Linked DNA regions of Homo sapiens: region 2 is linked to region 1. Evidence: chromatin contacts called from ENCODE POLR2A ChIA-PET data. All regions are on one chromosome and are shown on one strand. The core of a region is the stretch at or near the end of the contact, and the rest is flanking DNA. Distances in the headings are between cores, read along the strand shown. Region 1 overlaps ZNF148 (zinc finger protein 148). Region 2 overlaps SLC12A8 (solute carrier family 12 member 8).

What was found. ChIA-PET counts read pairs that join two places held with the same protein, here RNA polymerase II (POLR2A).
Region 2: POLR2A ChIA-PET joins it to region 1 with 11 read pairs in activated T-cell. The contact joins two enhancer-like sites. POLR2A ChIA-PET finds 5 or more read pairs at or near these places in 3 of 52 experiments (PC-9, T-cell and activated T-cell).

What each region holds. Positions count from the first base shown.
Region 1 is chr3:125,308,344-125,312,701 of GRCh38, forward strand. The region is part of intron 4 of ZNF148 (zinc finger protein 148); the gene reads right to left. It also overlaps the pseudogene DUTP1. Among named protein-coding and RNA genes, the nearest start is that of ZNF148, 65 kb to the right of the region's middle. Within about 2 kb of position 2,633, at least 7 of the 41 ENCODE cell types and tissues checked have a DNase peak (open chromatin) inside an H3K27ac peak, as active enhancers do.
Region 2 is chr3:125,117,638-125,121,995 of GRCh38, forward strand. It overlaps SLC12A8 (solute carrier family 12 member 8), which reads right to left. Exons shown (of 14, transcript NM_024628.6): 7 at 2,962-3,049; 8 at 1,132-1,219. It also overlaps the pseudogene RNU6-230P. Among named protein-coding and RNA genes, the nearest start is that of MIR5092, 32 kb to the right of the region's middle. RefSeq lists enhancers at 2,814-2,863, 2,866-3,372, 3,373-3,878, 4,084-4,303. Within about 2 kb of position 2,299, at least 9 of the 41 ENCODE cell types and tissues checked have a DNase peak (open chromatin) inside an H3K27ac peak, as active enhancers do.

The DNA.
Region 1 (4,358 bases), core at 1,383-3,882:
AATGTGCCCAATAACTTTACACTGAAAACTACAGAACAATGCTGAAATAAAGAAAACCTAAATAAAAGTAAAGGTGTACTACATTCATGGACTGGGAGCCATTATTGTTTAGATGTTGGTTTGTCAGTCAAGTCAATATACAGAATCAATGCAATCTCAATCAGAATCAGTTGACTTTTCTATAAAAAAAAAAAAAACAAAAACCTAAAAGGTGGATTCCATACTTTATATGAAAATGCAAAGGACCTAACATAGTCACTACAGTATTACAAAAGAACAACAAAATTGGAGGACATACACAATTTGATTTCAAGATTTACTATAAAAGATACAGCAATCAAAACAGTGTGACACTGATTTAAAGACAGACACTAGGTCCATCAATGAAAACCCACAAGAAATAAGACTTACACAAACACGTACCAAGAGAAATGAAAAAAGACTTGTACAACAATTTTCCTAACCACTTTATTCATAGTAATTGAAAGCAAGAGACAACACAAGTAACCACAAAAAGGAGGATGAATAAACAAATTTTGATATTAATTAAAATGACTAAACATTAATCAATAGGGAAAAAGAATGAACTGTTGATACATTCAACCAACATGGATGAATCCCAAAACATGTTGTGCAAAAGCAGCCAGACACAAGAGTTACATGTAACTCCATTTACATGAGGTTCTCATCAAGGACAATGACAATCTATGAAGAAAAAATATCAGAACAACTGTTGTGGAGGAATTGACTGGGAAGAATTACAAAAAAACTTCCCAGGATTACTAAAACATTTGGTATCTTGATGGATTATGGATTATACAAGTTTATGCAGTTGTCAAAACTCTGAACTACAAACTCAGAATCTGAACATTTCACTTTAAACTTTTCCTCAATTAAAAACAGAATGTATATTTTCACTCAAAAAAAATCTGATTGCCTACTATAACCCAGGTATTGAGAACACAAAATTTAAAGGCAGGATACAGAAAAAAATACCTTAAAATATAATGACAAGACAGTCTTGCAAGCAAAGAAATGCAAAGTTATTATAGTTACCATAATGAAAAATCACAAGAAAGAGACATCTTTTAAGGTGAAACATGAGTAACAGTAAATTGCCAAATAAATAATATTATAGGCATATACGACATGAACAAAAGTAACAGAAAAAACCCATAGTGGACCTAGGCAACTAAATTAATTTGATATGCTTAAAGCATAAAATGGTGGCGAAAGGGGCTGAACTACAGTTAAAAAAAAAAGTTGGATAAGGGACGGGATTATGACGGCTATTTCCGCCCATGCAAAAAAGTACATTTTAGCTGTTTAGTAATGAGGAACCACTGGGGAAGTTTCAGTAAGGGAATGACATGTATACATCTCGTTTGGAAAGATCACTGTAGAAACTATCTGAAAGATACACTGGAGAAGGCGCAGGCTACTGTCAGTCCAATAAAAATGCCAGTCTATTGCAATCTATAGACTACCTCATCCAACAAAAACAGAATGCACATTCTTTTCAAGCTCGCACGTAACATTTCACCAAGGTGGACAACATTCTGGGCCATAAAATACAATCTAACAAACTTAAGAGAATAGCAATCATATGGCGTCTGCTCTAAGACCACAACAGAATTAAACTACAACTAATAACAGAATGGTAGCTAGAAAATATCTCAAAATACTTGGATATTAAACAACACACTTCTAAACAATAATGGTTCAAAGAATTTTTTTTTTTTTTTTTTTTTTTAAAGACAGAGTTTCACTCTGTCACCCAGGCTGGAGTGCAGTGGCACAATCTTGGCTCACTGCAACCTCTGCCTCTGGAGTTCAAGTGATTCTTATGCCTCAGCCTCCCACATAGCTGGGATTACAGGTGCATGCCACCATGCCCGGCTAATTTTTGTATTTTTAGTAGAGATGGGGTTTTGTCATGTTGCCCAAGCTAGTCTCAAACTCCTGAGCTCAAGTAATCCGCCACTTTAGCCTCCCAAAGTGCTGAGATTATAGGCGTGAGGCACCACACCCAGTCCAAAGAAGAAATCTTAACAGAAATTTTAAAATATATTGAACTAAATGAAAATAAAAATACAACTATCAAAATCTATGCAATGTAGCTAATGCAGTGCTTAGAGGAAAATTTATAGTATGAATGCATATATTAGAAACAAAAAATCTAAAATGAATACGCTTCCACTTTAGGAAAGTAGAAAAAGAAGAGCAAATTAAATCCGAAACAAGCAGAAAAAAATTATAAAAATTAGAGCAGAAATAAATGAAACTGAAAATAGGAAATAGAGGGAAAAAAATCAAGAAAATCAAAAGCTGTTTCTTTGAAAATATCAATAAAATAAGCAAGCCTCTACCACTGGGCAGGGGGAAATGCAGAGTTGTTCGAACATGAGTTTCAGTTTCAGTTTTGCAAGATGAAAAAGTTCTAGAGATCTGTTGTACAACAATGTCAATATAGTTTGCACTACTAAAATGGACACTTAAAAATTGTTGCTCTCTCCTCTGCTCGCATTTTCACTCTGCCATGCCCTGCTCTGAAGAGACACCCACCGTTACCCCCAGCAAACAGGCTGGTTTGCAGAGGAAGGCAGCATGCAGCTCCGTTTTGCCCCATTCTCTGAGCAGGCCACAACCCTGACTCAGGGATCCACACAGGCCACAGGCTATGACCTCAACGGTGCCTATGATGATACAATACCACCTATGGAGAAAGCTCTAGGGAAAATGGACATTCAGATAGCTCTTCCTTCTGGATGTTACAGAAGAGTAGCTCCATGGTTTGGATTAGCTGCAAAACACTTTATTGATAGATGAAGATTACTGAGGAAATGTTGGTGCTGTACTGTTTAATTTTGGCAAAAAAAAGTTTAAAGTCAGAAAAAGTGATCGTATTGCACAGCTCATTTGTGAATGAATTTTTAATCCAGAAATAGAAGTTCAAGCTTTGGATGATGCTGAAAGGCATTCAGAAGAGTTAGGTTCTATTAGAAAGTATTAAAATTTATGCTAAGAATAGAAAATGAGAACTCATACCTTTTTCTTAAAAGAGTTTTTGCTTAAAGCATTTTGGTAAAACTTCTGTAATCTTAATAGCTTTACCTTCTAAAAGTACTGCATTTTCTTATGATCAAAGAAAAGAGTACCTCTGTTCAGATCACACAGAAATTTTTTCTGCTGATAGTTGTATGTAAATCTGCTTTGTCCTGATATAAGACAGTGTCTTTTTAAAATCAAATGTACATCAATTACAGACCCCAAAAAACCCTATATAATTTAACTTAGTAAATGATACACCAAAAAAAAGGGAATTGTTAAGACAGTAATTTTTTTAAATTACTGTCTTAAGACAAGAAAAAAAGAAAAAAAGAGAAAACACAAATTACTAATATCAGAAATCAAAGAGAGGACATCACTATAAACCCCTGGACATTAAAAGGATAATAAAACAATACTATGAACTTTGTTCCCACAAATTTGACAACTTTATCAAAATAGACCAATTCCTTGGAAGACACAATCTGTCAAAACTCACACAAGAAGAATCAGATAATCTGAAGAGACCTATATTTATAGGAGAAATCAAATCAACAATAACTTTCCAAAACAGAAAGCACCAGACCCAAAGCAGTTCACTGGTGAATTCTACCAAACATTTAAGGAAGAAATTACATCAGTTCTCTACAATCTCTTCCAGAAGATATAAGCAGAGGGAATACTTGCTAATTTATTCTATGAGACCAGCATTACCCTAATACCAAAAACAGACAAAGACATCAAGAAAACTATAGACTAATATTTCTCATGAACACAAATGTAAAAATCCTCAAAATATGATCAAATCAAATCCAACCACATCTAAAAAGAACTATATACCACAAACAAGCAGGATTTATTCCAGGTATGAAAGTTGCTTCCATATTCAAAAATCAACTAATGTAATCCATTACATCATCAGGCTAAAGAGGAAAAAGTTACTGCAATGGGCTAGGTAAAGCTGGTGAATGTATGTATCAGAGCACAACTACAAGTAGTTATCCGCTCATTCACACCATGTGCCAACACCTGGACTACAGTGAAAAGTAAGACAAAACTCCTGTCCTTATGGAGTCTACAATCCATCAGAGAAGCATCGTACAAGTAAATCACAAGTCCCTATCACAGGGACTCAACCTAGAGTCAAGAGAAGTGACAGGCTGATGATGATGGAGCACTATCTAGAGGTTATAAAACAGGTATGAAGTATGACTGAGGGTAATATCTCAAGCAGGATATATTAAAGTCCTAAAGCAAAAGAAAAAGTACATGTTAGATGAACTGAAAGGAACCCAGGTTTGATATCATAG
Region 2 (4,358 bases), core at 1,049-3,548, 190 kb before region 1:
ATATAAGCAGTGATACTCAGGAGTTCACAGAAAAACTCCCTAACCAACTACATTTCTCTGAAAAATGATGGGAATCTCAGGGTCTACTTTTTCTCCAAGAACTTAAAGGAGGGTGGGAGTTTTTGGGGATTTCCAGAAAAATATCTGGAAATCTTATTCATGTGGCTTCTAGGATGCCAAATAAATGTCCTTGATGTCAGATGACCTCCAGCCAATGCCAGGAATTCATTAATCTTCTCCTGGCAGGGTGCAGACTCTAGAAACAAAGATGTTGCAGCCAAATCAACCCAGAATGTCTGAGACTCTCAGGAAAGCCAAAGGGGTCAAGGACCTGAGGGACAAGGAGGGCCTCGGCCCTCACCCTGGCACTGGGCTTCCGCCCGCTCCCTCCACGTCTGCCTGTCCAGCCTCCTTCTCCACTTGCCACTTCTGAGCAGCACATTTGATTCATTGTGGAAGGTGAAGCTATTAGCAAAAGTGAGGCACTTGCTTAACTGGGAATTTGGGGTGAGCAGATTCTTCTGTTTCTGTCCTGATTTTTGACAGGAAGAGATGTCCCCATTATCTAGCCCCTCATATTTGTGAATCCCTCTGGGCATCATTATCTGTTTCTAGAAATCCCTAAGCAGGGCCTGTACCTTTTCCATCATGTCTCTTCCCCACCACAACCCAACACTTCAGTCCTGGGCTAGAGACTATATGAAGGCTGGGCGTGGTGGCTCACGCCTGTAATCTCAGCACTTTGGGAGGTCAAGGTGGGAGGATCACTTGAGGCCAGGAGTTTAAGACCAGCCTGGGCAACATGGTGAGACCTCATCTCTACCAAAAAATTAAAAAAAAAATTAGCCCAGCATGAGGGCATGCCCCTGTAGTCCCAGCTACCTGGCGGTCTGAGACAGGAGAATTGCTTGAGCCTGGAAGGTTGAGGCTACAGTGGGCTGAGATTGCAACACTGCACTCCAGCCTAGGCAACAGAGTGAGACCCTGTCTCAAAAAATAAATTAATTAAATTTTAAAAAGACTATATGGATTCCCAGACAGTACTGCAAGGGGAAGGTGGCCATTTGTTGGTGAGAACAAATAAATGACTCCGGCAGACTGAGCCCTTGGAGTAGCGCAGGCCTCACTCACCTTTTCCGCTATCAGGAAGTCATAGCGAAGGGCCTCTCGAGTGCAGATGGCGCCCAGGAGGAAGACGAAGATGATGTACAGAAACCACCTGCAAAACCCAAGAGCAGAACAGAGCTGCCCCCGACTCACCTCACCCAGCCCCATCCAATTCCCTCACTCAACCTTCTGTTTCCAAAGGGAACTTGTATCAGAATGAGAGAAAGGCCAGTCATGAAGCTTCCCCAGCTGGCTTGGGAGGACACTTTTTGTACTATTTCTCTTCTGGCATATTTCTTACCAAAAAAGGGGTACCATTGTTTTGTTTCTTTTTTTACTTTTAAATATATATAAAAATATGGAACACTTCACGAATTTGCATGTCATCCTTGCACATGGGCCATGCTAATCTCTGTATTGTTTTAATTTTAGTGTATGTACTGCTGAAGTGAGCAGTTTTTTTTCTCTTTCTTATATTAAAAAAGAAAAACATACAAAGGGCATTCCGAGTAGGGAAGTGGGAGGCCCAGTTGCCTCTAGGTTGCCAGGATTCAGGCCAGGGTTGCCCCGCAGCCTCACACCCCAGCCTCCTCCAGCAAAAGAACAAGCTGATGATCCTTCGGGCCTCTAAGTCCTGCTGGTCTGTTATCTTTGGATCAGATAATAAAGAGGGAAACTAAAGTCAAAAGGCAGAGAGCAGAGGCCTGGCTCTGTCCCCAAGATGCCCTGTAACCTTGAACAAGACCCAGGTTCCTGTGGTCTCCTCATTCCCATCTGGGTAATCAGAGGATGGGCCAAGGGTTCCTCCTGGAACCTCCCAGCTGGGGCCAGAAACAAGACAGGGTCCTCATTCAGAAGCCTCTTTCTTTTATTTCCTTCCCAACACTCAACTCTATCTCTGTTGTCTTCATTTTCTTCCCAATGTTATTGCACAAAATACCCTGATGCTGTACGCCAGGCTGATAGCAATGGTTTCACTGCAGTAAGCTAAGAACAAATTCAGTGTTTGTGAAACAGATACATTAATATTTTCTAAATACTGTGGTTAGAATAACACAGGCCCTTTTAACTTCTCAAGTCATTGTTTCTGGTCTCTGATCTCTTTGCCTCTTCACACCTACCCAATGAAGGGCAGAGAAGCTTCTTCCTGTGGTACAGAGAGAAACAATATTCTAAAAGGTCAGAAATAGACCCAAGGTTACCCAGCCTGCTTGTGTGGGTGGCACAGTGTGAACTAAAACCCCAGAGGCCTGACGGCCTGGGGGAGCTGGAGGGGAGGCTCACTGGGGGAAGAAGAAGAGCTGGGTGCTGAGCTTCCACTGTGTGCCTTCTCTCCCCGCCGCAATCTAGGAAGCACATACAGTGTCATTATCCCCATTTCACAAGAAAGGAAATGGAGGCTCAGAGAACTCAGTAAATTGTCCAGAGTCATGCAGCCAATCAGCGGCAGAGCTGAGATGCAGCCCCAATTCGTCTGATTGCAAAACTCTTCATCTTTATGCTCCCTCCAGTGATCCTGGAAACTCGGTGGTTAAAAAAATCCCCAAGTTCAAAATGGGGGTGGGGGAGGGACGGGGGCGGGAGGCCGAGGAAAGGAAAGAAAGGATTCGATCTGTGATCTGGGTCCCGACACTCCTCCTCGGCAGCATTCCCAGGCAGGGCGCATGAAAGGGCAGTGTCTGAACCCACCAGACGTGAATTTTCCAGCCCACCGAGTGTTAAAAGAAGGATCGGAATATGAAATAGATTGGTCACAGTCGGGGCACTCTCAGAACAAAAGGGGCAATCCCTCTTCTGCCTGGGGTTTTCTCTCCCACTCTCTAGCTCAGACTGATTGCCATGAGGGGAACTTACGAGATGCCAACAGCTGCCAGGGAGCCCAGGGGAATGCTGGCGGCAGGCTCCCTGAGGTCGCCCCCCATGTTGAAGCCGGCCATGACTCCTGAAAGACACCCAGATGGGGAATGGGGTGAGCAGCCTCCTCCACGCATCGCCTTCCCCAGGGCTGCCCCTTCCTCTCCTGCGGGACCCTCTCCTGGAAGCTGTCCCACCGCAAGCCCTCCAGCTGCAGCTCTGCGCATAGGCTGCTTTTCAATCTCCCCTGGCAACTAGGGAGGCATCCCTGTGGCGTGAAAGGCACCTTTGTGGGTTGGAGGAGGCTCAGGAGGAAAGCCCTCCCAGCTCCAAAAGCATCCTACCGCTCAGCGCAAAGCAACCAGGGGGGAGGAAAGCGGCTTGCAAGGCACACAGAGGTCCTGCGCTGCCTGCTGAGCTGGGACAATGCCCTGGAGAGGCTCAGCATTACAAAGGTCTGGCAGCCTCCTGCTCAGCAGCTTTCCCTGCCTCTGCTGCCTGCTGATTCCATGGGAGCTTCCTGTGTCCTCGGGGTCAGGTACCATCCTCCAAGCCCCTGAGCTACCAAAGGGCTTGAAATAAACTCCAAAAAAACCAATCCTGATGCCACTGACATGGAGTCACAAGCTCCTTTTCATCATCACCTCTCTTCTGCAAGAACACTAATGAAAATGAATTAATCCATGAGGGACCCACAGCACAGTGCTGCATGGTGAAGTGGGGATGTTGCCTCTTCCCATACAAACAAATATATGAAAGCAACAAGACAGGGTGTTCTGAACATCGGATGAGGATCCAGCCCACAAGTGCCATAACAACTCAGTGTGATGGGCTGCCCTGGTCAGGAAAGACCCGTGGAGGGGGTTGTATCTTGAATGTGGCCTTGAAAGAGGGATTTGAATGGGCTTAGGGATGGGAATGAATCTAACTCCATGATTTGTGAACACTTTCAAACTGCCTGGGCCTGTGTCAAGTGCTTTACATGCATTTTTTTATCCTGTTTAATTCTCATAACAACCTCATCAGAAAGGTAGAATTATTTCCTCATCTTATGGAAAAGTGTTCAAAGAGGTTAATTAAAACAGCCTAAGGTCACACATTTAATAAGCAGCAAAGCTAAGATTCAACCCTGGTCTGTCTGACTCTGAAAATTATGCTCTTAATGCCTCTGCTACAATGCTTCACAGAATCCAAGCGAAGTGCAGTGAAGTGACAGTTTGGAACCAGAAAGTGAAAGTAGGGGGGTGTATTTCAGAGAGAACCCTGAATGCTGGCCCGCGGATGGGGTGCATATACTGTCACCCAGCAACTCCACTATGAGGACTTTACCCATCGTAGGTAGTCAAGGCTATGAGGGAAGATTTAGCCCAGCGTGTTTATAAACGCTTGTTTAGAAT